Linked DNA regions of Homo sapiens: region 1 is linked to region 2. Evidence: chromatin loops called from intact Hi-C (ENCODE). Cell type or tissue: IMR-90. All regions are shown on one strand.

What was found. Hi-C counts contacts between places; a loop is a spot of excess contacts. Peaks named below come from ENCODE experiments on the same cell type or tissue, not always from the same donor. Only the 100,000 strongest peaks of a DNase experiment are listed, where the experiment ranks them.
Region 1: it touches region 2 in a loop (4-fold over the local background); 2 of 110 quality-filtered maps call a loop at or near these places.

The regions. Positions count from the first base shown.
Region 1 is chr11:12,287,319-12,289,818 of GRCh38, forward strand. It overlaps a transcript of MICAL2 not described here. Among named protein-coding and RNA genes, the nearest start is that of PARVA, 89 kb to the right of the region's middle. In IMR-90, CTCF peaks have their summits at 423 and 1,458 (motif pointing right); DNase peaks (open chromatin) are centred at 693 and 1,423; H3K4me3 peaks cover 674 bases; H3K27ac peaks cover 2,213 bases.
Region 2 is chr11:12,801,604-12,804,103 of GRCh38, forward strand. The region is part of intron 3 of TEAD1 (TEA domain transcription factor 1); the gene reads left to right. Among named protein-coding and RNA genes, the nearest start is that of TEAD1-AS1, 120 kb to the right of the region's middle. In IMR-90, no CTCF peak of the experiment used is centred here; DNase peaks (open chromatin) are centred at 1,278 and 1,688; H3K27ac peaks cover 1,375 bases.

The sequences.
Region 1 (2,500 bases), 510 kb before region 2:
ATTTCCACTGCTGACTAGAGGGAGCCTTTTCCAAGGGACTCAAGATCTTCCCATCCCCCTCCACCCCACCCCTGGCTCAGGAATTATGGAGCCTTAGGATTCTACAGTTTCACCCAGACAGGGCCTTAGCCATCATTGCCTCTAAGCTTTTTGAAATACAGATGAGTAAACTGAGGTTCAGGAACTCTATGATTTGATTCTGTACACTGGAGTGAGACTGGGCCATCAGATTAACGGCCTCACACAAAACAGGATGCTACACACAGACACCCACACATCCACACACACACACATGCACACGCACACACACTCACACCCCTACACATACACACACATACACACCTGCTCCTTTTTCTGAGTCACCCTTGGTCCCAGTGTCCTGGGGAAGAGCAGGGCTGTGGCAGGTGCTGAGGCGGCAGGCCCTGCCAGGGGGCGCAGTGAACACGCACAGTCTCACAGCATCTAGGCAGGCCGGGGATCCAGGGACTGCAGCACTCACTGAGCAGAGTTACCTCCTCAGGCCCTGAGCGAGGGGCAGAGACTCTTCATCCAGTTCCAGGCTCATCGCTGCCTTCCACCTCCCCCCACACCCACTCCCTCTCCAGCCTCACCCTAGGAGAGGAGGACCCAGAAAGGCCTTGGCTTAGACAGGGGTTTCTACCAAGAAACGTTGTTGCAGTTGGAACTGAGCCCTGGTCTTCCTTCCTTCTGAGTCAAGGCTCCCAGCCAGTGAGTCATTCCCCCACCATCCCCAGACGCACCACCGTCACACCAGGTCAGGCTGGGACAGGGGCACCTTGGGAGCAGGACCCAGGGCTGCACTCTTGGGCAGGCCACTTCATCTGAGGACAGCCTAGAGTCACTCCTGAATCCTCTGACAGCCCCCAGCGGCGACAGCAGAGGGCAGAGGAGCTAGCATTGCCACACATGGGTCATCGCCTTTACTGCCCTGCTCTGGCCCTCCCCAAGTCCCTGGAAGCCTGCTGCCCAGGCCCGGACTATATGAGTGTAGGGTCCATCCCAAGGCTTCCAGCCCACTCTACTGTGTGCCACCAGTGTGGGGGATCAGTCCCTCCTCAGGAAGCTCCCAGCCTGGGGTGAGAGCAGGGAGGCTGGTGGGAGACCCTCCCAATAGGGCTGGGTCGCTGGGGGAGGTGCAGGAGCAAGAGGACTGCTGAGCAGCCCCATGGTGTCTGGGATGGGCCTGGGAAACTCAGCCTTTAGTTATCAAGGAGTATTGCACAGCGTTTCTCGAGAGTATACAAAAGCTGCTTTGAGGGCAGGGCTTGAGTTTTGATCATTTCAATCAGCCTAGTGTCTAGCATGGTCTGGCCCGGAGGAGGAACCCAATCCTTGTTTGCTGAATCAATGAATGAAGTAAGGAACCAAGGAGCGAGCTGGCTGGACTGCGTACAAAGGGAGGACATGGATTCAGGCCTGCTCAGGCTGCCGCCCCTAGAGGGCGCTCCAAGACTTTGAGGGGGATTTGAGCCTTGCAAAACCTCCAAGTTCTGGGAAGCTGCACCATGGAGTCCCAGTCTCCCGAAAATCCCCAGAGCTGAAAGCCACGAGAGCCATCTTTTTTATTGTCTTTACTTTGCCCAAAAGAAAACCTCAGGGAGCAGGGCTGGCATTGCCATTGGGAGCAGAATGCATGGTACCATCCCTCCTGTCCAGAGGCATTACTGCCCCATCACAGCTGGTTCTGGCCCCAAGCCCCAGGTGGGAGGGCCGGAGGGGATATGTGGCTGCCCTGGGCACCCTCCCCAGCTGATCATGCTGCCAGATGACCTCTAGGATCTACGAGAAAGGTTGCTGCTGCCAGAGGGCCCAGAGAGGAGGTAGCACAAGCGCCTGACCCAGAGGCAGCCTGGATGCTGAAACTCAGGCGCTGGTGTGCGCATCAGCCTCCTTCGCACAAAACAACCCTAAGGGCCAGCTGCACGTGTGACTGAGACCCCTGCAGAAGGCAAGGCAGCCCCCGGTGGGCCATACCAAGGTTTCAAGGAAACGGCCAGCAGAGGGGGATGTGAGTTGGCCAATGAGGAGCTCTTGGCTCAAGAGTTGGAGAAATCCTGGCTGGGTAGAGTGTGCAGCCCCCTCTGGAATGGGCCAGGGCTTCAGCAATGTCTTTACTGGACGCGGCTTGAGTGCGTGAGAGGGTGGGAAACTAATGGAGTTCATATTTTGCTGACAACTAGCTTTTACTTTGTGTCCTGTGCCACTGGGCACCTCTTGTTTTTTTTTGTTTTTTTTTTTTTTCTTCTTGAGATGGGGTCTCACTTGGTCACCCAGACTGGAGTGCAGTGGCGTGATCTCAGCTCACTGCAATCTCCGCCTCCCAGGTTCAAGTGATCCTCCCACCTCAGCCTCTCGAGTAGCTGGGACCACAGGCGCGCACCACCATGCCTGGCTAATTTTTGTATTTTTGGTAAAAACAAGGTTTCGCCATGTTGGCCAGACTGGTCTTGAACTCCTGAGCTCAAGTGATCCATCCACC
Region 2 (2,500 bases):
GCAATACTAAGTTGGAGCCTTGGTTTGAACCTGAGCGTGTCTGCTTCCAAAGCCCATGCTCTTAGGTGGATTTTCAGTGATGCCAGAAGATGGTTGGACTTTCCTGAAGATGTTTATGTGCATTGTCGCCACAGAGTCAAACCAAGAATTGTATGGTTGTATTTCATTCAGAATCATAACATGCTTAATCCAGATGATGCCTCAGATGATGAAGGTGGGTTGCCCACAGGCTGTATTGATTGGTGATTCTTAAGAGTGTAAAAAAAGGAAATCACTTGATTTTGTTGTGGGGAGGCAGAATGTATCACACAATAGCTTGGTTGAGTTTGGCTTAATGTAGATATGTTTAATATAATTAGACTGAGGGCTGAAATGGGCACCTTCAGGTCACTGTGGAATGAGACAGAGCCCTCACTAGATTTTTGAGTCACTTGAGGTGGTTATGCCAAGCCCTGTTCACATTTCACACTTGAGTTTAAGTATTTGTGAAGGGAATATAGATCTTTGGTTTGAACTAGATATAGCTCAAAGGTTACCCATTCAGAACAGAGCATTTCAGCCTCAGGGCACCTACTTAGCCTCTAAGATGAGACCACATCTGAACCAGCCAAGTCAGCCTGGGATGAGGTTGGAGGAGAAAAATTCATGTGATAAGTCAGATTACAATTAACTTTTTTGTTATTACTTTTTGAGTGACCACAATGTGTGTGGGACTTCGAAATATGGAATAATGATGGGTTTTATTATTTCTTTTTGAGAAAAATCCAGTCACTTTTTTTTTAACCCGAGGAAGTTGAATCCTGAAGAAGGGGAGATTTATCTCTGCCCTTTGAACTTAAAGCCCATAAAGTAAAATATATAGTTTAAAACAATTACATGTTCCCCCCATCTCACCGCCGCCCGACCCTTCACAGATAGTGTTTGACAAAACACTATTTAGGAAAGTGCCTGACTGGTGGTGGAGGGGCCTTGCTTCCTGTGAATCTGCATTCCCTGTGCCACTTGCTTCCTTCCCTGAGAGGTTCTGGTGGCCAGGTGTTATGAATCCAGGTCAAGATGAAGAAAACACACTTTTGTCATTTCTTCAGGCATGTGGCCGACCCGACCGGGTCTCAGGTATTCCAGATATGAGCGATGTGCCGATTGCGCAAGGCTGGAAGCATTGCTCACTCGGAGATACCGAGGCCTGCTTGCCCCGAGCCCTTTGTTCTCCTGGTTGAAAGCAGTTAATTAGCAACTGTCTCCATAGCAACACCCTCATAGTCCAAAAACATTGTCTAGTTTTTCAGTTTAGCTTATCACACTGTTTACCTGAAGGGCTTTTCACTGCTCTGAGTCTCATTTGAGTTGGCGGCATGCCTGTTGGGGAAGTGAATTGTCAAGATAGAAAAAAACACCATGGTAGCAAGAAGCCGAGGAGACTTCTCTCTACCCAGCCCAACCCGGGCCCTGGATTCTGGGAAAACAGAAGTTGCGCCTGCCTAACATTTTCACCTGTATTTTTTTTTTTTGTTTTGCCATAAAACTGCTGTTCTCTCCACCAAGCCCTGAATTGTGAGGATTTTTCCCCCCTTTCCCCGAGAGGCTTTCTAAGCTCTTTAATATTCCCTGTTTATAGTACATTTCCATGATTAGTCATCTTGAAACCCCGAGTGTTCTCAGCCCCTGTACATTCGAGGAAATTTTGCTTCCCTGAGGGTCTTGGCATTTGCAAAGGCCCTTGGATGAAGGATTATGAGTCTGAATGTGAATTAGTCAGAGCAGCTTTGTTTTTAGGCATAATGAGGAAAGGCTTCTCTTTCTTGGTTTAAGTTCATTGTTTGTGGGAAGAAGGCAACTTCAGGTGGCTTGTTGGTAAAATAGGAAAGGAAACTGTAGCTTTTTTATAAGCCATGCAATGAAGATAATTTTCATAGCTTTCATGGACTGAGTGCAGTCTGTGTGGCCCTCCATGCCAGCTGTGTGGCCCTCTGTGCCTGCTGTGTGGCTCATGGCGCCAGCTGTGTGGCTCTCCGTGCTGGGACGCTTAGGAGCTTTTTATCTCACATCTGCAATGGGAAGACAGGAGGCAGATGGGAAAGAAGACTGCATTTCCTGAATGCCTACCACATTTCAGTTGCTGAGCCAGACTTTCACAAAATGAGGTCTCCTGTATCCTTCACAGCAAACCTGCTAACGAGGCCCTATTAAGTATTTTAAAGATGGGAAACTGGGGTTCCAAGGAGTCGTTGCCTGCCCAAGGTTGTGGAATTCTAATCTAGACCTGTTGGTTTATAGGACGCCAACACTTGTCCTGAAGCAGCGTTGTGGATTTGGTGGTGGAGTTAGGCGGTACGTATCACAGATTGCAGGGCTCTGGGAGACTTTTGCTAAGGAGGTTAGTTAGAATTTGGTGGTGTACATGTGTAATTAGATGCCTAAGTATGTCTCAGGAAATCATGAAGCTTAGGTCCAGTGATAAAATAGTAGAATTTAATTTTGAGGCACGTGTGCCAGAGCT